3 separate regions of the Homo sapiens genome follow, and all the other regions are linked to region 1. Evidence: chromatin loops called from intact Hi-C (ENCODE). Cell type or tissue: natural killer cell. All regions are shown on one strand. Each heading gives the region's core, and the rest is flanking DNA. Links, peaks and the distances in the headings are about the cores only. Region 1 has its middle 300 kb from the start of SATB1-AS1. Region 2 has its middle 230 kb from the start of SATB1-AS1. Region 3 has its middle 110 kb from the start of SATB1-AS1.

What was found. Hi-C counts contacts between places; a loop is a spot of excess contacts. Peaks named below come from ENCODE experiments on the same cell type or tissue, not always from the same donor. Only the 100,000 strongest peaks of a DNase experiment are listed, where the experiment ranks them.
Region 2: it touches region 1 in a loop (6-fold over the local background); 9 of 110 quality-filtered maps call a loop at or near these places.
Region 3: it touches region 1 in a loop (4-fold over the local background); 38 of 110 quality-filtered maps call a loop at or near these places.

The regions. Positions count from the first base shown.
Region 1 is chr3:18,735,495-18,745,698 of GRCh38, reverse strand. No RefSeq gene overlaps it. Among named protein-coding and RNA genes, the nearest start is that of SATB1-AS1, 300 kb to the right of the region's middle. In natural killer cell, for the core only: no CTCF peak of the experiment used is centred there; DNase peaks (open chromatin) are centred at 1,698, 4,438, 4,838, 6,458 and 1 weaker place; H3K4me3 peaks cover 946 bases; H3K27ac peaks cover 6,376 bases.
Region 2 is chr3:18,674,597-18,684,800 of GRCh38, reverse strand. No RefSeq gene overlaps it. Among named protein-coding and RNA genes, the nearest start is that of SATB1-AS1, 230 kb to the right of the region's middle. In natural killer cell, for the core only: no CTCF peak of the experiment used is centred there; a DNase peak (open chromatin) is centred at 5,360; H3K27ac peaks cover 3,104 bases.
Region 3 is chr3:18,553,492-18,563,695 of GRCh38, reverse strand. No RefSeq gene overlaps it. Among named protein-coding and RNA genes, the nearest start is that of SATB1-AS1, 110 kb to the right of the region's middle. In natural killer cell, for the core only: a CTCF peak has its summit at 4,092 (motif pointing left); DNase peaks (open chromatin) are centred at 4,125 and 6,955.

The DNA.
Region 1 (10,204 bases), core at 839-8,838:
TTAGGTATGACATATAGCATCATGATGAGGTCAGAGAAGGCTGTGGTTTCCAGTCTGGCTGAACGGAAGAAGGATGGTTACATTAACTAAGATACGGAAGGGAAGATGAGGAACTTTTTTGAAGTGGGATGAGAGAGAAGCAGAAAGATATTAGGGATTGGAAAAGAGGAACTATGTTGCTCACACTTTTTGCCAATCAAATCAATAACAATGAAATGTAGTTCACTTCCAATATCAAGAGTTTGCAAATGTCTAGAGAAACTGCAAGAGGGGAAAAACGAAGAAAATATTTTAGGTTGAATTACATGTAAAAGGCAATCTCTTCTTGTTTAAAGATATTTGAACTGCTAAAAGCCCAGAGAGGAAGTAATTGTTACACCTTCCCTCCACACTGTGTGGCTAGGTCATTTCTCTGAGCTGAGTTCCATCAGCCAACTCTCTCTTTTTCATTCTTGTTCTTCGCACACTTAATACCTTGAAAAACAATCCTTTTAATATCCTCTAAAACCCATTTTGGATACCTACACTGTGTAAAATGAGTGTAAAAAGCCTCTTAACACAATTGTTTTCAAATGACACTGTCAATGTATTTTTCCTCATTTTTGTAATCATTATTACTGACTGTTGCTTATAATAACCCCACACAAGCTTAGAACAGAAATCTGTTTTCTTACGGATTTTTACAAGACTTTAACCTTCATAGTATGCCACTGCTACTCTTTTTATTTTTTATGGTTTTGTCAGATTCTGGAGAAACATCACAGCATTAATTTTTTAAAAATAAAACAGCCCGGAGTCATTTACATGAACTTTGCAAAAATATGCATATGATAGGAGTATAGATTATCTGTTGGGGGTAAGGAGACAAGGAGAGAAGCAAACACTACTTAGTGTAATGCACCTTTTATCATCAGATCTCAAAGTGCTCCACAAATATTAATATATCACATTACTTCCCTGGGAAACAAGTCAATATGATTAAACGCATTTCACAGATGAGAAAACTGAAAGCACAGATTGGCAAAGTGATCTGCCTAAAGCCATATCAAAGGTCACAGTGGAGTGGGGCCAGAACTTAGTGTCCTGATACTGGTAATTCATATCACTAGTCATTAGTTACTTGGCTCTTACTTTTGTTTCTAAAGGGGGGAAAAAGCTTCTAGTCCATCAACCCAGCATTGAGTGTTTGTTGCAAGGTGTGGTTTTTTTCCTTGCTCTTCCCACAGCCCCAACTCTCTATCATTTTCTGCTAACCAGACTCTTTAGCCCCAATCACTTGCTGCCTCTTCCCCTCAAAATGGAGTGGAATAAATGTAGTTTCACTTGAGAGAAAGTAAAATAATTATTATGGCTGTGTGAGTGTGAGTGTGTGTCTGTGTGTGCGTTTATGAGAGAGGGAAAGAGAGTATGTGTGTATTCATTCAATATCTAAAAGGATAGTTGACATTTCTAAATTTTTCAGGTAAGAAGGCCAATTTTAGAATTATTGTTATTTGGGCTAAATATCATTACGAAGACAGAAATGCTGTTCTAAATTTTATTAAAGGCAAAGGACAAACCCCAAATGAATTTTGAAGTTCTTGTGCTTAGAGAAAGGCTAGCAGGCCTCCAGATGAGAGACTAGAGGTTAATTTTGCTTTAGCCTTGCCCTGACTAAACCTGTCCCAAAATGCAGCTTGGTGAAAGTAAAAGCAGCTTAGCTTGGGCTTCCCTTCTCACAACGTCCTCTGCAGCCTGCCCCTGTCATCTCCTCCCAACACTGTGCCATGCCTCTGGGGAACTAATATATGTTTAGGTCACTTGGAAATTATGGTAAAACTGTTCTTAATGAGTTTTGAGATTCAGGCTGGAAGAGACAGCACGCAGAGGGGTAGAGGAAAGTTTGCATCTGCAAAGATGGCCAATGAGGACTAGAATAACAGTAGACAACTTCCACTGAAAATAATCTATAAGAGATTTTCATCATTCTTTGTAGACTGTGTTTTTCCCCCTTATAATTTTGTTTAATCCCTACCTGAGTTTTCACCTATTATCACCAACATTTCAAGGAATGTCCCGAATCTATCTTGATTTTTCACCTTCTGGTGAAAACACACGTTCATGGTCAAGAAGGTCTCTCTTCTGAAGTCACTGAAGGACCAGGCCCAAAACTGTCTGCTCTACTGATGTCTTTCCAAGATGTTGAGCAAGTGTAACCATGCTAGACCAGCTGTCCATTCCATTTTCAGGTGCAGTTTGGCACAATGACCACAGTGATATACACACTGAGCCTCAGATTCAGTCCAAATCTTATTGTCTGCCCTGCATTGTTAATAATTACAGCTATCATTACAGCTGATTATAACAATAACTCTGAATCTTGCTAATGATGATTATGAAAATACAAAGAATTCTAAACTAAAATAACAACATAATTTCAGGTTTTAATCCTCACAGGCTGGAAATTAAATGTGGGCCCAGAAGTCAGAGGCATAGTCTACATAATGGTCCCCAAAACATTATTTCTTTCTCATGCTGGAAATTAAGTGGCAAACAGATTCAAGATTGCTATTGTGACTGGAATTTGGTGATATGAAAGGTTTTTTTTATTTTATTAGAAGCAATTTTCAGAGGATTCAATTCATTGAAAGGCTACAAAAAGTGCTACAGTTTCTTATTATGGCATGGAAAATAGTAAGTGTACTAAAATCATCGAAGAGTGTCAAGCATAAGGTACACTTTAACAATAGATGTTTCTTTGCATACATTTAAAAAGTGTTCTATACTTTTATGTGGTCTTCTTTAAAATAAACAAATAAATTTAATATAGTAAATAACATTGAGGTCTGAAAAATAATTCCAGTTATTTTTCACTTCCCAACATATGATAATATACAAATAACAAATTAAACAATGTCAGATGGCATTGAAAAGGTCAAGATAGATACATTTAAACAATGTTAAATTGCTTTTAAGAGCATATTACACTCCTTAGTTTCACCTATTTTCCCTCTTTGTTTCCCTTCTTTTCTTTTAACAGAGGTGTTAGACTAAATGAAAAAAATAAAATCTGAGAAAAGAGGGATACATTAGCTAAATAAAGAGCATGGATAAAGGACAAAATATAGAAATAACTTGTGTACCTAAAAATAATTTTGCAATATAATTTTTTTCCTCCTCAAAAAATCTATTTTCCAAAGTGTCTCCTTATGCTACCTTACTGTCATTTCTCTCCGTCTCTATTTGTAAGTTGCATATAGGTCTCTCTTTCCTTTAAATTTTTAACATTCACCCCCACACAGACAAGAGTCAGTCAAGAAACAGGCGAAAATGTAGATTTCAGTCTCCCCCTTGCCAAGAGTTTCTGATTTAGTAAGCTTGGGATTAGGCACAGAAATATGCATTTCTTAATGAGCACATCTGGAGACCTATGAGGCAGGTGGTCCAGGAACTCCAACTTTAAGAAACACAGTGCCCTAAAATCAAAACAAAGACATTTATGATCTTCAACAGGCCACCAGTCAATAGAGACAAACTTCAGTAAAGAGTAGAGAATAAACCAATTCGCAACTCAAAATATGTCACATACGACATATTTTGATTATGCTTTCCGATTAAATGCTTCATTGAAACTGTTACATAACAAAACAAAACAAAACAAAGCACACCAACACTCTGTTAATGGAGGGGATACAGGGTTTACAGCATCAGGGTTAAAAAGTGATAGACATGATTATGTAATGAGGTGGGTGGGCTTGGGGATATCAATTTTTTAAAAATATTTTTCAAAGTCTGAGAACTATAAATTCTAAAAGATTTTTCACCAATTATTCATCAAGTCCTATGCTATGGAATTATTTCAGCAAGTAATAATAATCATGTAATTTCATCATGTAATAAATACATCTGAGAAGAGCAATTTAATGCCAAAACCACTATTCTTCAGTCCATTTAAGGCCTTCCTCTTAAAAACAAGAAACGGCTTTCTCCTATGAAGATAAGCATGGTTCAAAGGGTTCACATTTAGCCTCAATTTAAAACTCACAACGGCAAAATGTAGTACCCAAGGAAGGAAAGGAAATTTACATCTCTAAGAGCTAGTGTTTAACGTCTTCTTGAAATTATTTGACTGATGCACACTCATATTATTCTATAAAGACTCTTTAATGAGGCATTTCCCAAGAAATTTTGATGATAATCTGTGGTGGACTGATTGGTAGTATTTACGTACTTCTGAGGGACCACAAAGTTACATTTGTGTGAATGAGTTACTTCCTATTAAATGACTCTTCTTTCACATGTTTAATAATACTTAGACTTCGCTTTTTTCCTTCTGCTCTCCCAGAGAAGTTTCTGTCTCTCCCGTCATTTGTTGTTGTGGTGGTGAAGTTATTTTTCTTGACAAGTTCCACCCACTCACGTTTAACCTGAAGGTCTTTTCCACTGTAGACACGCTGTGAACGCGCAAAGAGGAAGCTTGTTATCGCAAGATCAGCAACTCAAATTTCAGCGTGATCAGAAGTGACATCACTATGTGGTTTCATTAATGATATTAGAAGAGAACAAACTATTTTCAGTCATTTTCTTAGTGTTGAAAAACTATATGCATCTTCTTCACTTCATTGTGTATCTGTTCCCCTCCCTGAAGTGCATCAGGGGTTTCTTCTCAGGATCACTTTTTCTTCTTTATTCCCAGTCTACCATGAAAATGTTTATCTCCTCGTGTTTTGCCCATGTAGAACAGAGCAAAAACAAAACAAAACAAAGCACATTAACACTACTGACCTGATAACTTTCTTTTCCCAGAATAAGATCTGAAAAGAATTCAAGAAAACCACAGATACTAGAACTGCTGAAGTCTACTTCCTGTGAATCTGTGTGGTTTGCTCATCAAGTCATGCCCCTTTTTCTATTCTTATTCTTTATTCTGTAGTCACAGTATTTCTGCAGTTACCTGTGGACTTCACTGAGCACAAAGCCATGATTATTACCCATGGGAACCTTGGCCCGGTTCTAGTCCTACGGCAACAAAGACCTGTACATTGGTCTGCCTTTTCACCCAGGCTTCTGTTTGGGCTAACTGTGTAATAGAATTGGTTGGTTTGAAACAGATATGCCCAGGAAAAATAATTTGCCTTTGCTTCTTTGGTGAACTCTCTCTGCATTACTTTTCCATGATGGAATTGTGTGCACATATGTGTGTTTTGGTGAGCTGGGGACAACGGGGTGAAAGCTGATATGTGGAGAAAATAGAGATTCTATACACTGAGAGTAGAGGGATTTGGAATGCCGAGAAAGGAGTCTGAATACTAGGCTGTCTTCTCTCTGCTGGGATTGTTTAGGATGTCATGATAGATCAAATGCAGCAAGAAATTAATGTTATCAAATCCTACAACCATAGACAAGTCATTTAAGCCTCTCTAAGCTTCAGTTTCCTTAAGTCTAAAATAGAGTTTTTTTTAAACCTCATCACTATTGGCTTTCTGGGATGGATTATTTCTTGCTGTAGGGGACTATCCTATGGTCTGTAGAATATTTAGTAGCATCCTTGGCCTCTACTCACTAGAAGCCAGTAGCACCTACCACCGGTTGTGATAGTTTCCATTGTTCTGTAAGGAAGAAGCTGAGGGCACCGTCACCCTCAACTGAGAACCACTGATTTAAAATTAAGCAGTTAAAATTTGTGATAGAATTTATGACAGATAAAGTTTCTGTTCTAAAATTCCATAGACATAACATTCTGTGACTAGATTTACAGGCAATTTGTTGATACAAGAGACCTCTTTTTTTCAACTCTTAACTCATGCCAGTAAGGAAAAGGAGATAGAAAGTGAAATTTTTCTCACTTGCTATTAAAAACATTATTAAAAAGTTAACAGCAAAAGAAGTTTCATCATTAGGATGATGAAATTGAGATTTCATCAATTAAGATTTAGCCCCAAATATTTGTTGACAGCCTATCTCGTGAAATAATGGCAGTAGGTAGAATTTGTTGAACACTTACTATGCTAAATGCTTTGAGTGACGTATCTCACTTAATGGATGAAGGTTAAAAGTGGCATAATTATTAGCTTCAACTTACAGAGAAGGAAAACTAAGGTTTAAGGACAATGGACATTTACAATTTAGGATTACGCTGCTAGTAAATGGAAAAATAAAAACTCAGAGTCAGATATATCTTCCACAAAATAGTGTTTTGATAAGTACTTTACACTGCTTTTTAGGATGTTGTGCCAGATATTGTTTTCAGCTTTTAATATCAACAGATTTATTCCTTGTCTCATGGTGCCTATGAGGTAAGTACAATTATAATCCTCGTTTTTTAATATGTGGGCAGAAAGGGCTTATGGACAGAAAGAAATTAGTCTACTTCCCCTAGGTCACATACTAGTAGGTGGCAAAACTGAGATTTCAACTCAATCCATGATCTCAGCCACTACTCTCTGTTGCTTTTCAACATAAAAATCTTCGGTATCAGTCCTTGGCACCCTCTGAGTCAATGCAAATGAGTATTCTTTTGGGGTTGCTCAATATGTGGTGAGAATTTTTAAATGGCAAAGGGTGTCATCGGTCTTTTTTCTGTAAAGGAGTTGATGCTATGGAATAAGAATAACACTGAAATTATAGCTGTTATAGTAAAAGAGATTCTGTCTGTATTTCTACATTAAAAAAAAAAAAAGATTTGACCTGCATTTCTCCCACTCAGTCAAAGGTGTTCTGTGGAACACCCTCACTGGCAGTGCTATCTAAGGTCTGGCCATAGCCATCCAGGTACTTCCTCATCATAACTTACCACTCACTCTGTCCTAGGCACTGTGCCACTTGTGGGAATGCAGCCACAACTAATCTTGATTCCTGAAAAGCTCAAACATTAGTAGTAAGAGAAACGCACAATAAGACATTTATAAAGGGCTGGAAGAATCACAAATAAGAGAGCAAATAACTCTAACTTTGAGAAAGCCTGGCCAGGACAAATTTCTAAAGGAAGGAGACACTTGTGAGATTGTAACAGATCATCAACTATCCCAGTTGAAGAAACAAGTATGAGGTGTGAAAAGAGGTTGCAATGTCAGAAAGACATTGTTCAGTTATGGCTGGAGAAAATGTACTGCAGAGGGTGAAAGGTAGCTAGAAAAATAGATTACAGTAAGAAAGAGAAAAGTTTTGGGCTTTATTCTAAGAAGACTGGGCCTTTTTCTAGGCAACACAGGTTTACCAGAGAGTTTTAAGCAAGAGAGTAGCAGAACCAGACTAGTATTTTAGAAAGAAAGACTGCTCCTTGCTCACCTATGTGGAAGGTAAATGAAGTTGACATGTACAAAAACATGACTTTATCATTGGGTAGCCCCATTTTTTTCATGGAGTTTATAGTTGGTCAGATAAACATGATGGCCTAAGATAGAGCAAAGTACCAGTTTGGCCCCAATTTTTCTGCCACTGTTCTACCTTAGGGCTAATTAAACTGCCCTTCAGGAATCTTCCTGGGACAAATTTCCTTAAGCAATAGGGTCTAGAAAATGCAGTTACAGCTTAACCTTCTTGTTCCTCAAAAGAAGTCTCCTGCGTATAAATGGAAAAGCAAACATCATATATTCTCACTCATAAGTGGGAGCTAAGCTATGAGGATACAAAGGCATAAGAATGACACAATGAACTTTGGGGACTTAGGAGGAAAGGGTAAGAAGGGGGTGAGGGATAAAAGACTACAAATCGGGTTCAGTGTATACTGTTCGGGAGATGGGTGCACCAAAATCTCACAAATCACCACTAAAGAACTTACTCATGTAACCAAATACCACCTGTTCCCCAAAAACCTATGGAAATAAAAAGTTTTTAAAAATCAACAAATAAATAAAAGAAAGAAAAAAGAAGTCTCCTGAGTTTAGTGCTCTAAAAAGTCTTGGTGTTGGCGAAGGTAAAAGAAAGCAGTGCCAACAGCATTAATATTACACCATGAAGCAGCTTTGTAGCCAGAGTTCTCAAAGCATTAATTAGCATGCAGTTTTAAAATCCTTCTTCCTATGTGGCGAAAACACAGAAACCTGGAGATAATGATTGAACTTGCCATAGTCTCACAGTTATGTGAACAGAATCTGGAAGTGAGCCCCTCTCTTTCTCTTGTGCTGCCCATTAGGCTGAAGAAGAGTTCAAATCGGTGGAGTTGGACTTCTGACTAGAGAAGTTGAATTTTTCAAGAGAAATATCCTACACGCATAGGTCTTTATAGTCTCACCATTAATTCACTAACAATATTGAAACATTTTTCCATCATAGATGGCTCAAGAGACAAAAAGAAACCAGAAAATTCACATAAATTAATGAAGTCAGTCCAAAAAAGCCATCCCAAGAGGAGAAGGAGCTCTACGGTTTCCTCATCCGAGTATCTTCTCACCTTGCAGTAACCACCAAAGCAGAAAGGAGAGGCTAGGTGGATGCACACTTGGTTTCTTACACTCACCAGGGTCATATCAGCAGTCAAGGAAGAATATGTTCAGTCCTCAAGAAATTCCAGTGTATGCAGAATTAATACAAGTTCTTTCATTGATAACTCAAGTAGATCTTCCCACTGTCAACTGCAAGGAACTCTCCCAAACTCTTAAACTCAAACTCATGGTGGAGCTAGTATGCTGCTCCATCCATAACGATGGTTTAATTGATGTATGGCCTTTTGTCTGTACAACTTCTTTCACCTGAGGAGAGGCCCTGTAGCTATGTCAATGGGAATGGGTCCTGGCAGTTCAGTCACAACTGTATCCTCTACTTTATTGGACTATTTTGTGGTTCTAGGAATGTATACAGTCTGCATTTCCTTCCTCACATCTTGTCTGTTTCTCCTGAGTCCTCCAGAAACCCTCTGAATTCTCTGACTTAACATGTTCAGTGTCTACTAGGTATACTAATACTGTATTATGAATCATTTTCTAATCAACAAAACACAATGCACTATACCAGGAAAGAGGAACTTAAATGAGAAGACCCAGTCTCACTCTCAGCTGCCATTTCATTGAGATCAATGGGTAGAATTTCTTCACATGTCCAAGATTCCTAGAGTATTGGTTCACTGAAGCCATTCTCTCAAGTTTCCATGGCCTTTAGCCATGCAAGGAGTCCTGTCTCCCACCCCTGTTCTTTGCCTGGGAATAATGGGGTAGAGAATAAGAAAACCATGGGAAAAGTTTTATTTTCTGCTGGGATAGCAACATTTTGTTGCTATAGAACTGCATTTCCATTCTGTGTTTTAGGATGCTCATATCAATATGACATTTGGTTAAACTATGGTTATCATTTCAAGTGGAACCCCCAAGAGGTAAGTGAAATCCACTGAAATTTAAACAGAGCTCTATCAGTAAACAGATGAGTGATTTTTGAACAAAGTACTCATGTCCGTTTTTGGGCTTGGATTTTCTCAGTTATGAAATAAGGGGGTTCAACCGTGAAATGAGCCATAGGGCAAAAAGTCATGATTACTTCCATCTCTAATGCTCTACTGTTTTTAACATTTGGGGGATCATTGAGTTCCTTTGAGAATCTAATGAAAGCTAAGGAACAAATGATAATGTTTCCAAATTTGAGACAAAATTTAGGCATTCACAGACATTTTCTTCTGCCCTGATTCTAACCCCCCTCCCTAATCCTGAAACCCCTCCCCTGTTATTCTATAAGAAGGGGAAATTTTTCAAAGTGCCAAGGATGAGCACACAATAGGTACCCCAAAATGCTCCTTGAGTGAGCAAATGAATTGCATCTATCACATCATGTACATATTCTGTCTTCACAAATGCAATCATGTCACCATAAATAATTTATAAATATCCACTTGCATTTATTGTTAAGTTATATGCGAAGTATATAGCATTATTAATTCTAAGGACTGATTCATGCTCTACAGAAAGTAGATCAAGGATGCACAGAAGTGAGAATGATCTGGAATGTCAATCACTTCACTGATCACCCGGCTTTCTTCAGCTATTCAGGCTGGCATGTACTCACTCATGAAATTCTCTATTAATTCAAAGAGTATGCTCTCTCCCGAAGGAGTAGAGCCCTTCTTACTCATGGATATCTGAGCAGATTCCCTCAAGAACCCCAATTGAAGCCACTACTTCGGTAGTTTCCCAGAAGGCATTATGACGATACCTAACTCATTCAAATTAATTAGCTCTTTTTAAGACATTAGGCCATTTTCCTAGTTATCTTTCTATTTTCTTATCATTTTTATTACCTT
Region 2 (10,204 bases), core at 1,067-9,066, 61 kb after region 1:
TCCAAGATGCAATGGGGGTACAGGCATTGGATAAATGCTTCCATTCTAAAATGGAGCAATCAGCCAACAGAAAGGGGCTAAAGGCCCCATGCAAGTCCAAAACCCAGCTGGGTAGTCATTAAATCTTAAAGTACCAAAACAATCTCCTTTGACTCCATGTCTCATATCCAGGGCATTCTGATGCAAGGAGTGGGATTCCTAGGCCTTGGGCAGCTCTGCCCCTGTGACTCTGCAGGGTAGAGACCCCTTGGCTGCTTTCATGGGCTAGCATTCAGTGCCTGTGGATTATTTATGAACGTGGTGCAAGCTGTTTGTGAATCTACTATTCTGGGGCCTGAAGGATGGTGGCCCTCTTCTCACAGCTCCACTAGCTGGGGCCTTAGTGGGGACTATGTGTGTGGGCTCCAACCCCACCTTTCCCCTGCATACTACCACAGTAGAAGTTCTCCATGAGGCTCTGCCCCTGCAGCAGACTTTTGCCTGGACATTCAGGCAATTCTATTCATCCTCTGAAATCTAGGCAGAGCACTTCCCAAACCTCAAATCTTGCCTTCTGCACACCTGCAGGCCCAACACCATATGGAAGCTACCAAGGCTTGGTGCTTGCCCCCTCTGAAGTCATGGCCTGAGACATACCTTGGCCTCTTTTAGTCACAGCTGGAGCTGGTGCAGCTGGGATGCAAGGTGCCATGTCCTAAAGCTTCACAGAGCAGCTGAGCCCTGGGCCTGGCCCATGAAACCATTTTTCCCTCCTAGGCCTCTGGGCATGTGGTGGGAGGGGCTACTATGAAGGTCTCTGAAATGCTCTGGAAACAATTTTCTCATTGTCTTGGCTATTAACATTTGGCTCCTCTTCATTTATGCAAATTTCTGCAGCAGGCTTGACTTTCTCCCCAGAAAATGGGTTTTTCTTTTCTACCACATGGCTGAGCTGCAAATTTTCCAAGCTTTTATGCTGTTTCTTTTTAAAATGTAAATTCTAGTTTCAGATAATCTGTTTGTTCACACATATAAGCATATACTTTCAGAAACAGCTAGGTCACATGCTGCTTAGAAATTTCTTCTATCAGATACCCTAAATCATCTCTCTCAAGTTCAAAGTTCCATAGATCTGTAGGGCAGGTGCACAGTGCCACCAATCTCTTTGCTAAAGTGTAGCAAGAGTGACCTTTACTCCAGTTCCCAATAAGTTATTCATCCCCATCAGAGACCACCTCAGCCTGAACTTCATTGTCCATATCACTATCAGCATTTTGGTCAAAACCATTCAACAAGTCTCTAGGAAGTTCCAAACTTTCCCACATCTTTCTGTCTTTTGAGCTGTCCAAACTGTTGCAACCTCCTCCAGTTACCCAGTTTCAAAGTCACTTCCACATTTTCAGGTGTCTCTATAGCAGTGCCCCACTTTCCTGGTACCAATTTTCTGTACTACTCTATTTTCATACTGCTATGAAGAACTACCTGAGACTGGGTAATTCATGAAGAAAAGAGATTTAATTCTCCACAGGCCATATAGGAAGCATGGCTGGGAGGCCTCAGGAAACTAACAATCATGATGGAAAGCAAAGGGGAAGCAGGCACGTTTTACCATGATGGAGAAGGATAGAGAGAAAAGCGTGGGGGAAAGGGCCACATATCTTTAAACCATCACATTTCATGAGACCTCACTATCATAAGAGAACAGCATGGGAGAAATCTGCCCCCACTATCCAGCCATCTCCCACCAGTTCCCTCCCTCAACACTGGGAATTACAATTCAACGTGAGATTTGGGTAGGAACACAGAGCCAGACTATATCTGAAGTGGAGCCTGAAGATGTGGCTGAATTGCTGCAATCTCATGATAAAACTTGAACAGATGAAGAGTCACTTCTTATGGATGAACAAATAAAGTGGTTTCTTGAGATGAAATCTACTCCTGGTGAAGATGTTGTGTACATTGTTGAAATGACAGCAAAGGAGTTAGAATGCTACAAAAACTTAATAGATAAAGCAGCAGGAGGGTTTGAGAAGACTGACTCCAATTTTGAAAGAAGTTGTACTGTGAGTAAAAACCTATCAAACAGCACCACATGCTACAGAGAAGTCTTGCATAAAAGGAAGAGTCAATCGATGTGACACATTTTATTATTGTCTTATTTTAAGGAATTGCAACAGCCAAGCCAAGCTTCAGCTACTACCATCCTCATCATTCAGCAGCCATCAACATTGAGGCAAGACCCTTCACCAGCAAAAAGATTACAACTTGCTGAAGGCTCAGATGTTTGTCAGCAATTTTTAGCTGCTAAGTGTTTTTTAATTAAGATACATACATTGTTTCTGTAGGTATAATGCTATGGTAAACATAATGGATTACAGGATAATTTAAATATAATTTTGTATGCACTGGGAAGCAAAAAATTCATGTGATTTGATTCATTTCAATATTCATTTTATTGTGGTGGTCTTGAACCAAACCCTCTATTTCTCTGAGGTGCATGCCTGTAGTTCCAAACATGGGTTCAAAACTTTAACCAATAGAAATTTGGAGCTGGGAATTTGGTATGTCACAAAGTTATATAGAATTGAGTATTAGCATTATTATATAATTGCTGTTGTTATGCTTTGGACGTCTACACAGTTCTTGGTGATGAATGAAATGTCTAGAAAGGTGTGATATCTGATTACAAAGAACTACCATTCTAAAAAGCCACAGACCAAATAAGAAGGGAAACAGAAGAAAAAAATATTATTTTCACTGTTCATTTTCTCATTTCCTTTTATCCTTTCTTATTATGAAGAACAGAGGTGGTGGGCAAAGAGCGGGTAACTGGCATGTGCACACACAAATCCAAAGTGTCAATGATTCTTCAGCATCTATTGAGATTTGCATCCATCTAAAATGGTACCTCCAAATATGATGAAAACAGATAATATATCCTGTTCAGAAATGCAATTGAACTGAGAAAAATCTCAACAGAGACGTTCATTTGAGAAATTTTGCTACAGCAAAAATTACCAGTAGTCAGAATGATTCCTCTAGGTCATTGTCTAAACAATGCCTAAAAGCTAGTGAGAAAAATACAAAAACAGTACTATTGTTTTTCTCCTTCCAATCTTTGGGCTTCCTTTTTGAAAAAACTCAAAGATTCAGAATTGATTTTTAATTGCAAATTTAATAAAGGAGAAACTTTAAAAAATATATCTAGTGAACTTAGGTAGTATAGAGTTGAATGCCTGGGGATTGTAGGTTCACATGAGGATGTGAGTTTTGGTTTTACTAAGAAACACAGGCACAAATAAAAGAGAGAGAATAAAGCATCATAATATGGAGTAATTTATAGTGTTTGTGAAACATACATTTATCTATAAACTATAATGTCAAATTCCATACCATTAGAGTAAAGAAGAATGGCTAAACATGATGGAAGGTAGAGGGATAACATTTGTTCTTTTTCTAATTTTTAAAAATAAGCCATGAAGAAGAAATATTATATCCCAGGAACAATTAGTGTAGCTGAACAGGCATTGAATTTTGTTCCTAGGTTTATCAAGAATTAGTTGGAAGGACTTTCCCTGAGGCCTTATTTTCTTCAACCTAGAATTTGGGGGAAGGGCGGTGAGGGGGTGGACCAGATGATCTTTAAGATCGCTTACTGTGCCAGAATCAAATGTATTCTAAATCTATCATAAGTTCCATTTTATACACATACGAACACACAAAAGAGATAAAAATGCCAGTTGTTATCTTTTTCCCAAGGCTTTGGTTTTGTTTCAGACCTTATTTTGGAAGGGGAAAAAATCACAGATGAATCACTGCAAATTATGATACCAGTCATGGATCTTATCAAAATTGACGACTCATCCATTTTCAGCAGTTTTGCTAGCCATAGGAAAAATGCAGTTTTTTTCTCTTCCTCCTCCAAAGGCCAAAGGAACATGATTGCATCTTTTCTCTAATCTGTAAAAAAACGGCTATGATCATTTTTTAAATTGTTTTGTACACTTCAGTGTTTAATTCACAGAAAGCAAATTGTTTAAGTTCATTTTGAAGCCAGTCTTTTCAAAAGACTAATGTTAATGTTTTGATTTTCTGGCTTGTAGTCATAATATTTAATATAATGATTATTAATATTTATTCTAATTTGTTATCATTATTCATTTAAAGTTGTTTGATTTTAGTTTATAAGTCCTAATATTATGTAATAGTAAGAGCATGTAATTTGAGTCAAGGGCATATATATTTGTGTATATCTTTTCTACTTATAGAGTTGTGACCTTTTAGGTTTTTTTATTTACTCATTTATTCTTAATTTCCTCACTGGTAAAATGAAGAAACTGATAAAAACATGTCAAATTTACTATCTGAGGATATTGAAAAATCAAGTAAAATAATTATGTGAAACCATTTAAAAATTGCTGAGCATGATGCAACTAATATTTATCCTAATTATTATTCTCCTACTTATTTTTGTACTCTACACAGTAATGGAATTCTACACATATTTCAAGTTGGGATTCACAATTAATTTTATAATTTCTATGTACTTTTGAATTTATGGTTGTCCAGTTCTGCATACATAAATTCTTAAAAAATCAAAACATGTCTGGCTAATCCAGAACCACTATTAACATAAAATGTGAAGAAGTAGTCCAACTGGCTCAGACAGCATGCTGATAGCTCCAGTGTATTCAGCACAACTAAATGTTCACGACTGGTGGTTTGTTCAAATATACAATATGGAAATATCCTCATAGATTAAAATCTTACCCAGCCAGAAGTACTACAACTGTGATGGCAAAATTTAAAGACAGGGCAAATTTTCAAATGTAACCTTTCACTCAATTCTGTCCAAAATGTAATTCATTTCCATTCAGCAAAGTGACTATTTTTGCAGTTTTCCTGGGCTTCCACAATGGAAGGAGTTTTTGATTATTGAGGTCACTATCAGGAAAATAAACTAAGAGTTGTGATTGCCGTACACAGACCTATGGAGATCCTGAGAGTTCATAAAGATGGAAGATACTATAAAGTGTCCATTCTATGTGCAGAAACATGGTGAGAAGGTTTATTTTGGATTTCTCAAAGAAAATCATTATAGCAACCTGGAAATTTAGTGTGGTTCCTTGAATTTAAGCAGTCTGGGGAATTATTGGTTTTGAATTACTGGCAATAGTGAAGAGGGCTAAATACAGTTTCAGAATGAAAATTAGTATTATGTTGTCAGGAAGTGAATGAGCAAAAAGGTGCAAAGGCAAAAAAAAAAAAAAAAGAGAGAGAGAGAAAGAGAGAAGATCACTGGGGCTGATACCAAAAAGTGCAACATAAATTCAGAGATGACAGAGCAGGTGAAGATTTTCAGTGTGGCCACGACAATGTCACCTACAGCTGAGAATCAGAGAAAGAAAGAGAGAGATAAGCAAGGAAGCCGCAGTGCAAATGTGAAGCAAGTTCACTTTACTACGTTACCACTTGAGGTCTAAATGAGATCTGATATTTTCTCTCCCATCCCCTTTAATGCCGTCATTAGAAATAGTTGAAAGCTTTAGAAGCTACAAAATTTCTGGAGAAAACATAGCTGCAGTTCAGTTTTTTAACAAAAAGAATTAACTCCACACTGCCTTGCCTGCAACATTGAAGCTTGGCTCTCAAACAACAAATTGCAACATAACTTTTTTGATTTTGTTTTTTATTAAGCTTATGTCCACCCTCCAGCCAGGGCTCACATTTTTCCTTCTGGCTCAATAGAAGCTTCAGGGAGAAGGCTTTACATTTTTCATTCCTTGAAGTATTTCTCTTTCCTTGCAATTCAGGTATCTCGTCCCACAATTTTATTTTACAAGTTCATATATTGGAAATGTCCCATGATAGAGTGTTGGAATCAAAAGCCTGAACTCAAAATGCTGTGCCATTAATAGAGTGGCATTACACAGGTCATTTAATTGTTTAAGTTCTTTGAACTTCAGATTTTTATCTGCAAATAGGAATAAGCTCATAATTTGAAGAGATATTTTGGGGATTAACTGAGATATAATAATTAAATTTAAGAAAAGATACTAGACTAAATGTTGGCTAGCTTCACCTCTGCCTACTCCTTCTTAAACAATCCTTGGAGAGAACTACATCAAAAAGTGAGTAAAAGAAAATCTTTCTGAATAAAAGCAAGGACTTTAGAGATATATAAACCTGTTTAGAATCCCAGTTCCACACTTACTAGCTCTGTGAACTTTCTTGATTCTTAATCTCTCCGAATCTAAGTCTCCTCTTTTTTAAAAGGAGGATAGTACTTCATGTCCACTAGGATTTCTTTAAGTTGAAATCATGTATTCGATGTATTTGTTTTATTCATGCAAAGAAATATTTTTGGATAGTCCCAGGCACTGTTCTAGGCACATGGGAATACATTAGTGAGCAAAACAAATAGAAATCTCTGCCCCATGGAGGTTGAGTTGTGGTGGGAGAAGACAAATGATACATAATAAATAAAATAAATAATTTGAATGGCACACTAAATGGTTATAAATGCTATAGCAAAAAAGAAAAAGAAAGGGGTTTGAAAGTTTGGCAGGAAGTTTTTTGAGTTGAAAGGAAGGCAGACCATGCTTCAGTGTGCAATGTGATGATCAGGGTGGGGCTCACTGAGACATGAGATTAGTGCAAAATCCTGAGGAGGGTCTGTAAGTCAGTCAAGTGGGAATAGGAGGGGAAGAGCATTACAAGCATCAGGATCAGATAAGTAAAAACTCTAACAGCAAGGAGGCCAGTGTGGCTGGAAATAAGTATTGAAGAAACTAGTAGGGAAAAGGTGAGAAGGGCGATAGGAACCAGATAACATAGGGCCTTAAAGGCCATTGTGAGGACTTTGATTCTGAAGGAAACAGAGACCCTTTTGTAGAGTTTTAAGAAGGCAGTGATGTAATCCAATTGATGCTTTTGGAAAATCCTTTGACTGCTGTATTGAAATTTTTTCAACTGGGAGGACACAGGATAGTAGTGGAACAACTGGTTTAGAGGCAGAATATGGAAGAGGAGTAAAGCAACCAAAAAACGGTAGAATGATGAGAAGTTGTAAAAATGTAGATCTAAGTTAAAAGTAAAGCTCATAAGATTTCCTGATGTATTGAATATTACATGTAAAAGATAGGGGAGAGAATGAAGATCTCTAGATTTTGTGGCTGGGCAACTGGAAGAATGGAATTGCCATTAGCTTGAATGAAGAAGACTATGGGTTGAGCAAGTTTCAGGGCAGCGAGATTAGGAACTAAGTTAGGCAAAACCAGTTTCAGAGGTCTATTAAACACTCAAGAAAAGATGTCCAATGTACAATTGGATCTATGAGACTAGGGCTCAAAAAAGATATCTGAATTGGGTATTTCAACTCTGGAGTCATCAGCATTCAGAAATATCTAAAGCCATGGGACTGGATAAAATCAACAGGCAAGTGAGTAGAGCTAGAGAGAGAAGATGACCACAGATCAGGAGAACAGATAAGTAACCAGTGAAGGAGGAAAGAATTCAAGGGAACACCCCTGGAAGCCAAATCAAGAAAGCATATCTATAAGAAAGGAGGGAGCAGTGACTACAAATGCTGCCAGTAGGTTGTATAGGAAGAAAAGGACTGAGAACTGATTTGGATACATAAAGATCATTGTTAATTTGATAAGAGCAGTTTTGCTGGAATGGTGATGGGGGTGGAGGATGCCTAACTATGCCAAGTTTAAAAAACAATAATAAGAGAAATTTTTGAGAAAATAAGAATAGATGCCTTTATCAAGAAGTTTTGCTGAAAATGAAAAAAAAAGGAATGATAAATTCTGTGAAAAGTAGAGTCAAATGAAGGCTTTTTGAGGTGGATGAAATTAAAGCATGATTCAGTGTTGACATTATATATGTTAAGCCCCTGTAAAAAGGCTTGCCCCATGGCAGCTAGCGTTATCTATATTCCCTATGTACCAGTTCCTTTTTTTTTTTTTTTAGACAGAGTTTCTGTCTGTCACCCAGGCTGTAGTGCAGTGGTGCTATCTCAGCTTACTGCAAGCTCTGCCTCCTGGGTTCACGCCATTCTCCTGCCTCAGCCTCCTGATTAGCTGGGACTACAGGCACCCGCCACCACACCTGGCTACTTTTTTTTTTTTTTTGTATTTTTTAGTAGAGACGGGGTTTCACCGTGTTAGCCAGGATGGTCTTGATCTCCTGACCTCGTAATCTGCCCGCCTCGGCCTCCCAAAAAGCTGGGATTACAGGCATGAGCCACCTCAGCCGGCCTGTACCAGTTCTTAAACTGAATAACCCTGGCTATCAAAAAGTATTTATGTATTGATACTTTCCAACATACAAGTACCTGTGAATATAAGTGACAAGATTGGCCTATGCCTGAAAGGGATGGGAAAACTCAACTGGAAAGAAAAGTCTTTCCCTGATTTGGAAATCTCTACACTACATTCAAGACAATCACACTATTTAAAGGAAAAATACTAAGAAGATTACCATGTTTTTTTGTAACCTCTTTGGAGCTATCACTTTTGCATCAAGAGACACATGATCTTCCTGAAACAACTCATTCTGTTATTTATAAAACAAAACATATTTTCTCAGAGATATAATGTCATAGTGATGCTTATATCCTTAGCTTAAGACTTCTAGCACTCTTCAAATCTATTCAATTCACAGTACAATTGGAACACTATGGAATGAAGAAGAAGGGAAAGACTAGAAGAAAGGTTAGATCAAGAGGAAAAATAATGTGATTAAGTAAGGAGAAGAGTTCCATACAGGTGACAGTAGGTGATTCAGCTAAATGGGAAGGACCAAGTAATTTCCATTACAATTATTGAAGTTTATATAGAATTTGGTGGTGTTTGTTTTGTCCAATCTCAGTTTTTTGATAGTTGCACCTTGATTTTTCCCTTGAAAACTATCTTTCCATTATCGCCAACAGATTTGGTGGAATGTAGATCTAGTTGCCGTGCCCTCTCCTTGACAAGCTGTAAGCAAAAACCCAAGCTGAAATAATGAACTCTTCATCTTAAAGGAAGTGGCAACAGGAAAGAAGAGTTGTCACTGTCTCCTTTCCATGAGAATTCCCTTAAGAGATAGTCTACTGGGTCCAACTTCCCAAATGCAGGGCTCATCTTGAGTCAATATACTCTGCTATGACTGTACTCATTTTTCACATAGGTATCCATTCCATTTGGTCAGTATCTGCACTGTACCTGTTGTTAAGTATTTTGTGTATAACATCTACATTGCCCTGGCCTCTGTCAATTTCAAGGCTCAGTTCTTCAGCTCTTCCTTTATATCTGTGAGTTATCACACATCTTAAAAATGAATTTCCTTCCACTCCTTTTTTCCTTTTGAAGTCAGGTACAGCTACTTGCAACCAAAGAATGCTAGAAATAGAGTGAACTAGTCTGGAAACCTGACTGTTACTGAAGACTTTCAAAATGACCTATTTTTAACATACCCTTTCCTAGGCTGAGACCTGTCCTTGTGTGCAACTTTACTCCTTTCACTACTTTTACACACTGACTTCATAAGATCTCTCACTATTTGATAACACTGGAATTTCTGCTTCTCCTACTCACCAAGTCCTCAATGGCACAAGAACAGATTAATGCTTAAAACTCTGTTCCCTTATTTTCACTTGGAATCAAGTAATTATAAAATAAATAAAACTGAAACAGCTAATGTGAACATAGAAGAATTCTTGAAATCATTTGTGTATTCTAGACCACCATTTTGGGAAAAAGCAAGATCCTATGTCTATTAAAAATTCTTTTAAATATATAAAATGAAAATTAGTTATCTAATTTCATTAGATGCCACTCTCAAAAGCCTTTTGCTCCTGGCTATGAAACCTTCATTTGAAAGCCTTTTCCTTTGAATTCTCTGGCACAGTTTTATGGGATGCTCAATGTAAACAGATGCCTCATATAAATTTCATTTTTATCGGTAGCTAATATACTAATATCCTACATGGATAATTTAAACTCCCAGGTGTCCAGGTTTTAACTAGGCTATAAAGAGAATTTAGCCAAGGACAACAGGACAAACCACCTAAGCTGGAAATGTCATGGCTCTTTCACAAGGCATAAGGATTTTAGCAAACTTTAAAATAATGTCACACAAAGAACAATCTGGATAGGGAAGAGACTCATTAACTGAGGTGAATCAAATTTAGAGATTTTGTTGGAGCCATTTAGAAGCATGAAATCCTTGTATATAT
Region 3 (10,204 bases), core at 794-8,793, 180 kb after region 1:
TCTGATTAACTGGCATACATTCATCTTTTTTCCATAGAAAAAAACTGTAATTTTATTTTTGCTTTCACAGTCAGGAAATCCAGAGCTAAAACTTAAGTAAATAAATATCACGAAGTTTCCTACAAAATTAAATACAAACTTTTCATTGGCAAAATGAAAGATGCCTGTCATTTTGCCCCAATCATTCTGCCCCGATCTAACATTCTAATTACATCTCCTGTTATGGCCGTAAGCTAACTGTGTCCTAGACAATTTTAAGTCTCATCGTTTTGGTGATCTCAACTGTCTTCAATATCCTCCTTATATGCACAGTGCCCTCTTCTAAACACCTTATTTGAGTCTTACCTGCTAGCCTATTTCCTTTAGTTGCTTTTTTACGTCCAACTTGGTGACTCAGTTATAGGTCCCTAGAGGTCCTCTCTCATGTCAGTATCTTATAGGAAGATAGGGTCTCATATCTTAGATTTATATAGTGATCTGTATGGAGTTCATTGTGTATTCCTGAGAGAAATACAGTGAGGTAAGAAGAGCCTATTACTACCCTTTTATAACCCTTAAGGACTTGAATTTTTTTTTTATCATAATAACCTCTAATGAAGCCCTAGTCACTTAAGTTAGCAAGTCATTCACCCATACAATAGAAACATAAACTGCTAAACAAGTCCCACTTTCATTGTTAGGACTACAGTTTAGTATAAGATCTCAGCTAGAATTTACTGAGTGCTTAGCAAAAAACAAACATTGACTCAGTACTCATTGTATGTATCTAACCTCTCTCTGAAAGAAGAGGACATTTCTGAAAAGCCCCTTTTCGGTTTACTAAAAGTTTAGGAAGTTCTTACTGTAACCCTGTACCAGAAAACCTTCCTCAGTAGCACTACTTCTACTAGAATAAGTATGTTTTGCAGAAACATCTTTGAAGAGTGCTTGTGTTCTATGTAGAGCCATTATTTTTCAATATGGAAGCTCAAAAAACTAACTAGCTTGTGCCCCTCTGTATCCCCTAAAATCATTTCCTCTCAAGTTTCCAGAATCACTTGAAGAGGAGTATTCACTTTGTGAACCTTTCTTCCTTTATAACAATTTGACCTGTATGCCTCAGTCAAGAGTAGAGTTGTAAAATGTGGCTAAACAAGGCACTTGAGGAAACAAATTCAGGGTCAGTGTTCAAGTCAGCCTGGCAAAGAAAATAATTCACTGAATGAAGTCACCAGGTAATGAGTAGGTTAGAGGCAATTGAATTTCATCTCTGGAGGTCTTAAACTCTTGGGAGGGCTAGGGAAGGAAAACAGACTTGTTGATCCAACAGGCTCTTTAAATCTCTCATGCCTCAAGAGTGAAAATGTCCAAAACTGGCCATTGAGATAAGATGAGGCAGCTTTAAAACAGGCAGTGACAGTTTCCCCTAATCTAATTTTCCATCAAAAACCTGAAACAAAGAAAATGCAGAAACCATCATCCAGATCCTAAAGACCGGGAAGTAGCTAATGGAGCCATATATTCATCATATTGATTGGCCCATTGATTTTTTCCCCCTTCTTAAGCGCCTGTTTCTTGGTCCTGTGCCAGAGAAGCTTTAAAGAGCTTAAACAAAACTTATACCAAATCTTGCCAATGGCTGCCAGGGAACCTGCAAACTAACTTTCTCTGTTGTCACAAGTATAGTTGCACAGTTGAATCCTGCCAGAAGAAAATGCCGAGTTTTGTATGCAAAAACCTGCTAATCCTATCTAATTAAGAACCCAAATTGAGAAGGGAAGAAAAAAAAAGCCTAAGTAGTGAGCCTGTAATAGTTGAGTCAAGAAGGCATGAAGAAAAAGACATTTGCTCAGGTACCCCAGCTAATAAAGATTGAGGGAATGTGATCTCAGAATCAGAAATATGAATGGAGCATATTCATTTTCCCTGGACCAATCACAGAATTTTAGGTCCTATCAATTCCTTAATCCATTGGTTTCCAGATTCAACAGAGTTTAAGAATTATCTGAGGCACTGTTTAAAATGCAGATTCCTGGATCTACCTTCAGAGAGGAGCCTAATTCAACAGGGAGCAGGACTTTGGAACCTCTCCTCTGACAAGCAGATTCATAGGAAAAGGGGGTCTTTGGATCAAACTTGGAGAAACACTACAAGTGGGTTTACAGAAAAGTTTTATCTGGGGACCACTGCAGATTAACTGGAAAGGTATACAATGGAAGTTGTTAGATATTTGGATGATTGATAATTATCCCTTGATTCTTTGTTGTCCATTTATTCTTCTACACAAGTAATCTAGAAAGCCTCTTGCCAATTTTGGAATAAAAGAGATACACAAAAACTGGTGTTAGTTAAAAAACCTTTCATTGCAAGTAGCAGAAACTGACTAAATGCAAGAAAATTAACAAAATTTTTTTATGAGGCTACAGTGATGATATCCCATAGAGTTCTGCAGCCTTACAAAGACACAGAGAAGGGGAATTAGAAACTCATCACAACACTCCACCTCTCTCATCACTGCACTCCTCATGATCTCTCTTGTTATCTCTCTCTCTCTCTGTCTCTCTCTCTTCAGAACTTCTCTCCCTGCTTCTCAGTTTACAAGGCAGGAAATGGCTGTCCCAACTACCACCCCCCAACCAGCTAACACATACAAGTTCCACACACTGAGACTAAACTCCAATTCTGTCTTGGGTTGGTTGCTACCTATGATACAATCAATATGGATACATATAGGTCATCTAGAAGTCAGGGCCCATAGGAAGGATAGAAGGTAATTCTGTGTGGGGACAGTTATGAATTTAAAGTTTCAATCATATGCTTTCTAAGGTCTCCTTCTATCTCAAATCTTCTCTTCCTGATCAGAGATGTCTCACAACAAATCACGTAAAATGTAGCCTTATAGCAAGGAACTATAATGGTCCATATCTTGTTCTTTCTTAGAAGGAGAATAAAATAGTTGGACAGGATCTGGTCTCAGCACAGGGTCAGCCCAAGTCATGATTATCAAATGGATGAAAAGTATCTGATTCTCCTTAACTTCTTTCCAAGCCCTTACATCCCAGCTGGATCTATGTGCTTACCCCCATTCTTTTCAAAGAGTAGGGTTTCTATTATTAGTCATTTGTAGCCAGTATGTATGGGCTAAGTTGATCTGTCCCTGTTCCATGGGAAAAGATGACCACATTAAGCCTAAAGACACCCATTTGAATGACAGAACATTAATTTCATCTACCCTAAAGGGATCTCCCTTTCCTGAGGCATTGGATATGTGAGTTATTTCTTGTGCTAGGACTTTGGTAACTCACATTTGAACAGTAAAGCAAATAAAAATGGACAAAGTATGATCAGGAGTCCTGATCTCAAAGGCAGACATATTCTCAGATATACTTTTTGGTACTTTATGACCTATATGCCACTATCAGGAGATTTTTCTGTTTTTAAATATTTAAAAGGGGTGAAAAAGTTCATTTCTGCTTTAGCGACAGGCAAACCCCATGGTACCCTTCCACAGTCTGAACAGAATTTTCTTTCTGAAAAGATTCGTCTTCCAAAGGTTGAAGGTGGAAGTATAAGGGGTTGAGGGTGGGGGTGAGCTTGATCACAACCTAGTAAACCTTGACCTTCCTTACAAATTCTGTCATCTATTGCTCAAGGAGCTTCTCATCTGCCCAGGTGTTCTCTACGAGCAGCCAGTTTTGGCAGGGGAGAGGGGTGTGTGATGTGGGGTGTGTGTGTGTGTGTGTGTGTGTGTCTGTGTGATGTTTTTTGATTAAGCTACAAACTTCTCTGCTGGAAATTGTATAAGCTCTTCCTGGATTTGTTTTGTGCACTTGAAGAAATAATTACCAACGAGCATCTGGTCTCTTGAAGCTAAAGGTGGTTACAAAGACTCCCATTGGAAATCTGAGGTCAGTTTCAAATGAGTCTCCTTTTGAGTCCAGTAAGTACAACTTTAAGCTTTCAGCCGAGGTGTGGCTCTTTGTTCTTTAAGACAGGGATGAGTTAGTGCTAGTGAAAGTCAATCGGGCAGATAAGCTAGTGCCAGTGAAATCCAATAGGACAGGAAACAGCAATTTGTTCCCGCACCTTTTCTACCCTCTGGGAATTCACACTGAGAAGGGAGGTCACTCTACACTGAGCCACCTTGTGGCATGTGTGGAGAACAACAGCCAGAGGCAAAAGCCATTTTATTCTTGGCTGACAAAAAACAGTATTTTAAGGACACTCTCGAAGGGTGTGGTGGTGATTCTGTGAGACACCTCAAGAGAATAAGCAATTGTACAGCACAACTTGCTTCTGCTACTCCGTTTGTCTTCTATAACTGAACTCTTCAGAGAGATATTATTGTAGTGATTAAGAGAGAAAGCTTTGGAGAGCAACAGAAATGAGTCAAATCCTGACTAGTCAAATCCTGACTCTCCTTCTATCATATAAATGTAGCCTTATACTGGATACATAACCTTAAAGAAATTATTCAGCCTCTTGAGTCTCTGAAAAATGAAAATGGTAATGGTACCCAACTCCTAGGTTTGTTGTGAGAACTAAATGAGATAATGTATAAGAAGAAATTGGCATAATGTCTGGCACGAAGAATGGACTCAAAAAAATTTTTAAGTAGGTAACAAGTAAACATTGTTGTCAAACTTTGGGGATTTCTTACAATTTATTCTTTGAAGTTAGAGTCATGCTTTTTTGTATGGTTAAGGAGCTGATGGTATATTGTCTTTCAAGAAAAGGGACAGAATCCTTTTTAAAATGCTATTAAGTTAGTGTACTAGTTGTATGATTGTTAACTTAGTCGAGTAGAAGCTATTTCTAGCTTCTCACCATTTATGAAGATGATGCCCTCCTTGTGTCAAGGTAGGCTTCGAAAACTTCCCTTTTTCTTTGTCTTCACTCGGCCATTTTTGGCCAAGCTAGGTATAAAGCATTAGGAAATGTTAGCCAGAGAAAACAGATCTGTTGACCAGTTTCAGGCACCTAACGCCATGTCCATTCAGATGAACATTGTTAGTCACTCCAGATCACACAGAATGACTGCATGTAAAGCCCACCTAACCCACAACTACTGAGTCAAATATTCCTTTCCCATTTCCTGTCTTGCTTATTTCTCTTTATTTTAACTGTGAGTGAGTAATTTTAAAGTACTGATCTTCTGGATATATCTGAAAACTTTGACCCTACCACAAACCCTTTGACTCTACAATGGACAATCTGTTGAAGAAAAAAAAATACAATGGACAATCTGTTGAAGAAAAAAAAAGTTAGAGAAAAATATTATCCAAACGCAGTAATTGGCTTCAATACTGAGTGATTCCCCCACCACTCTCTGGGCAGTATCTCAATTACAAAAGTTAAGTAAACAGAATTATGTAGGTGAGGGGGCTGAAATCTCACGTCATTATTGGAAGTCATCAGATACTCAAGGAGATACTTCTCAACATACTTATCCAGTTAACTCACTGAAAAAAGATCTTAGGAAGATAGATTCAGTCATTATAATAGCCAAAGTCTCAGGTAATGGGGTAAGGTTACTTCTTTTCTTATCCACTTAGAATATAATTCAGATGGCATAGAAACCAGAGTCAAGGAATAAAATGAATAACCCAGTGTAGGGACCTCAATATTTCAAGTCTTAATGACAGAACATGTTATTTTGCCCTCTTCCTACAAAATATTCCCTCTTATTTCAATATAATATAGGTACTAGGAGTGAGGGAGAAGGTCAGTTGGTTTTCCATCTCTGTTAAGGTGCTCAGTGTATTTTGTTAATTGTATTTAATCTTGAGAGATACTACATGAATGGGAATTATGCTTAATATCATAGTAGTTTACCATTGTGTAGTACTTCACAGTTGAAAAATCTTTTTTAAGTGGGTTGCTTGGTTTGATCTTCACAACAATAAAATGTGTTTCATAAGTTCTTATTAGAATTTGCACTTGATAAATGAGATTCCAAAAGATTAAGTGACTTGTTCAAGTATACTCTGCTAGTAAATGTTCATACTTGATAAGTTTGTGGTGTTAGGGGCTTAAATGTAATGCCAAGGAAATTTATGGAACTTCCTTTCCTGAAAATCTCTTTAGAAACCAACAGTTCTCTTCTAACCCAAGGATTTAAGTGTTTTTATATGTGGTCCTGACTAAAGGCAAGCAAAGAGACCAGAAGGCCTCATAAGTATTCTGCTAGCCTTGTAATTGGGACCATTTCTTTCTCTCTAAATGGAAGCACAGTGATGATAATAATTAAGCTTTAGGCTTTCATATTTCCTTTTATCTGAGTTCTTCAGCCGGACAGGAAGGACCCACCCGCTCTGCATGATATGGCTCTTTTCAAACTCGTCCATGTTCATTAACCATCTAGACTTCCATTAACCATCTAGACTTTGTTTTTTGGTAATAGCAAACAACTTATGGAAACCTCAGGAATTTGAACCCCAAATGTGTGGTCAAATCTACTTTTTACAGAGGAAGGTATCATAGCTTTACAAAACTTTCTGAATAAATAAAGTTTGTGCTCTTATACATAATAATGAAGTTAAGGAACCATCAAAATAACTAGTCAGCAACATCTGCAAGTTTAGTGGGAAGAGTCTGAAGGCAGAGTGCAGATAGAAATGTGAACACTTCACTCTATCCCTCCTCCTCCCAGCATTCCACCTGCAATAGACTGTATTCATATCTCCCAGAGGAAATATGCTATTACTGATAATATGATCACTGAAACACTGGGAGTGGTTGGATACAGAGCTCTGGCAGTGGGTTAATAAAAGGCCTAATGAAGAACAAAAAATTCTGCCAGTCGCTGTAAAAAAATATTGCCCTCGGGAAATTATAAATCAGACACCATGGTGTGAAGTTAAATATATATACCTACACACACACACACACACACACACACAGCATTGCCTTGCTGATAAATGCTGGAGTGGGCAGACTGGTGACGAAACACATAAGTCACTGGGTGCCCTTGAAGTTTCAGTCCACCTCAGCATGATGCAGTTAAACGCCTCAGCTGTGCAAAGCCAAAACCACATTTGCTCAGCCTTGTCAGATCACACTGCACTGTGTGGTAGAAACAGGATGACTGATCCACAAATTAGTTGTACTTCCCAGAGTCTTACTTGCCTTTTCCCTTTTTATTTTTACCTTTTTTTATTTGTTTACTTGCTCAATTTTACAGCACTAATCTCAATAGACTCTCAAATACTGCTTCTGGATGCAGACCTGTATTTAGGGTTTTCTTAATGTATCCACATTGAACTTGTCTGGTGGGCAGCCTCAACAATTCCATCCACCAACATAGGAAATGTGATGAACAAAGCAGGCCAAAGGCCCTGACTAACAGTAATACCTTACTTTTTAGCTAAATTACCAGTGGTCTAGGAAAGAAAGAGTTGACCTTTCTAAGACTAGAAACAATCACACACCTTGACACATGAACATGGTGGCTGCCTGATGAATACTTAGGAGCCATGGTTCACCTCCTTGGTTTTCCACCTTCACTGAGTCATTGAGTTCCTGCGGCCTTGCTCATTTAAACCGTTGCTTTCTAACACACCGTTTTTTCCCCAGAGGGTACTTCTGCCAGCTTTTCAACTGGTTGATTGTGTACCAACTGTTGACTTTACAAGTGAGATAGGCATGGCCCCAGGGGATTTGGAGGAAAGATGGCCAAGGAGTACAGTGAGGTCAATGTCAAGGAGAACCCCTCCACCCCAACCAATGAAGCCTCCTTCACATGTTATCTGCTGAAGCTGATATCTTTCAATGTAAGCTTGAAAGAAATGAGGAGGGCTGAAATGTTTCGGGGACTCCTCTTCAGTGTTAGGGTGTGGGAATAAACTGGGATATCTAGGGAATTCCTTTCCATTTTCAGGGATCTTAAAAAGGCAATTCCAGAAATGTTGGGAAGGTCCATTAGAAAACCATCAGATTCCTTAAATAAATTGAACCACAAACCTCCAATAGATAGAACAATGAAACATCTCTACTTCTAATAAGCATCTGGACATTTATCTTAAATTCTCTTCCCTGAGATTTACATTTTCCTGGAAATCTATGAAATATTATCATAGTTACCACCACCCTGGTTTCAAAGGGTCCATTATATTTGTATTTCTTTTTTTACTGAGGTGATGAAAGAATATGTAAACCAAACTTTACCAAGGATTCAGGGATGAGAAAAAATTAGAAAAATAGACAATAAAAATAATACACAGTTTGCGAATATGAATCACACATGGCAGCTTTGTAAAGCTGTCTGATGGAGCATTGATTCCCATATGGCAGAGCAAATCCCTGATGGACTTTTCATTGGTGCACACTGCAGCAAAATGGAAAAAAAAGATACGGTGAGATTTTCATACTCAATTATAACATATATTGTAAATTATACTTATTTATTCTAAGATTATATCCTCACTTTTATTATCATAAATACTCCTCTCTTTTAATAGTAGATAATGTTTTCTCTTTTGATATCTTTATTTGGTAAAATACAAAGTTAGTCATTCTGTGTTACTCTTCCACTTTTAAAATTTTACTCATCCCAGAAATCCAAAAGTCTGGGAACCACCACAACAAACTGGTGAAGCGCTTCCTATTTCCATTCTGCCTTAACCTTTCCTCCAGAGGCTACCTTTCCTCTGTCACTATGGAGTCCATGACCTCAAGCATATCCAGAGTTCTTAAAGTACTAGCCCAAAACAACAAAGTTTCCCTTCAAAAGTATAGGAGTTCCCTTTAACTCTAACATCAAACTATCAAGTTGAAACTTTTATTCTGAGGATGGTCCTTTTAATCTAGCTTTGAGAGAAAATTGGTTTCTGGGAGGTGCTGCTAACATGGTATCGATCAAAGTTAGAAAAAAATGGCACAGTGGCTCTCTACTGTTTTGCACTGCTATATTCGTAGGCAAGCCAAAGCCCCCTTTCTCTTCTGTGTACATTTATGTACATTTAATAATAGTATTGTAATTATTTAATAATTATTATTATTACAATAATAGTATTGTAATTATCAGCTGGAGCTTTGCAACGCTGCCAAATATATGGCCCACAGACTTATTTGTAGAATAAATCCCTTGAGGGAATCCAACTATTTAGTCACTTATTTGATGAATATAAACTTATAATTAATTTTATTCAATACCAAATGAACAACCCAAGTTGGTTGATCTAATATTTAATAACTCAATAGGTTATTTGTAAATAGTTCTTGATCACATATATAAATGAAAGTTTATTAAATGACACATTGTTTACCCCTGAGAATTAAAAAAGGAATTTGTGTTTTGAGGGTCATTTTCTGCCCAAAGGAGACCCCTCATGTGTAACAGTGGGACCACAAACCGTTCTTTTTGAGCACTTTGGGAGCCCCACACTGCAGATGAATGAGCCATGCCTGTAGAACAGAATATTGGTGTGCTAAATTCTTTCTGGATGTATTTTCTTTTGTTATTCCTGAGTTTTCAGGTAAGTTTGTTTACATGTTCCCACTGTGCTGAGAGATCTTCAAGAAGAGCCTAAGTCTACATCTGAATTAAGAGTACTGAGAGATAAGTCCACCACATCTGAACTAGAAGTTAGAGAAGAGAAGGAACAGGGGCTTCTGTGTGGCATATGGTTACTGGGAAGTCTCCCAAAGGAAATAAATATGCATCTTGGGAATGGAGAGAAGTTTACAGGCACAACCGCCTCTCTCCCATTTGGAGATTCTTTGCATCAGCCAATTTTAGAGAATTGGGTCTTATTTCATTAAAGATATCACTAGATGCCGTTAGATGGTCAATAAAGATAAGGTCAGAAAATGGATCTTTGAAATTGGTACCATGAAGGTTGTTGATGGTCTTACAAAAGCAGTTTTTGTGAATTGGCAGGCGTAGATGCCATTCTAGAACTTGTTGAAGAGTGAATTCAGTAAAAATGTAAAGGTAGTTTTTGCAAGCCACTCTTGGGAAGCCAGGCTATGAAAAGGTGGGGACCATGGGGTAATAGCAGGAGTTCCAGAGTCAAGGAAGTGTGGAGATGGGAGATAATAAAGCATCTTTGTGTTATGGGAAAGATAATTTAGGAAGATAAAGATTGACGATGAAGTGGGGAGAGAGAATGAGCAACTGAGCAAAGACTTTAAGAAAGTCAAAAGTGATAAGGGTTGAGATCTGGAGTATGTGTGCAAGTACCCGCATTTGGAAGGGGAAGGGATATTTCCTTCATTTTAATAG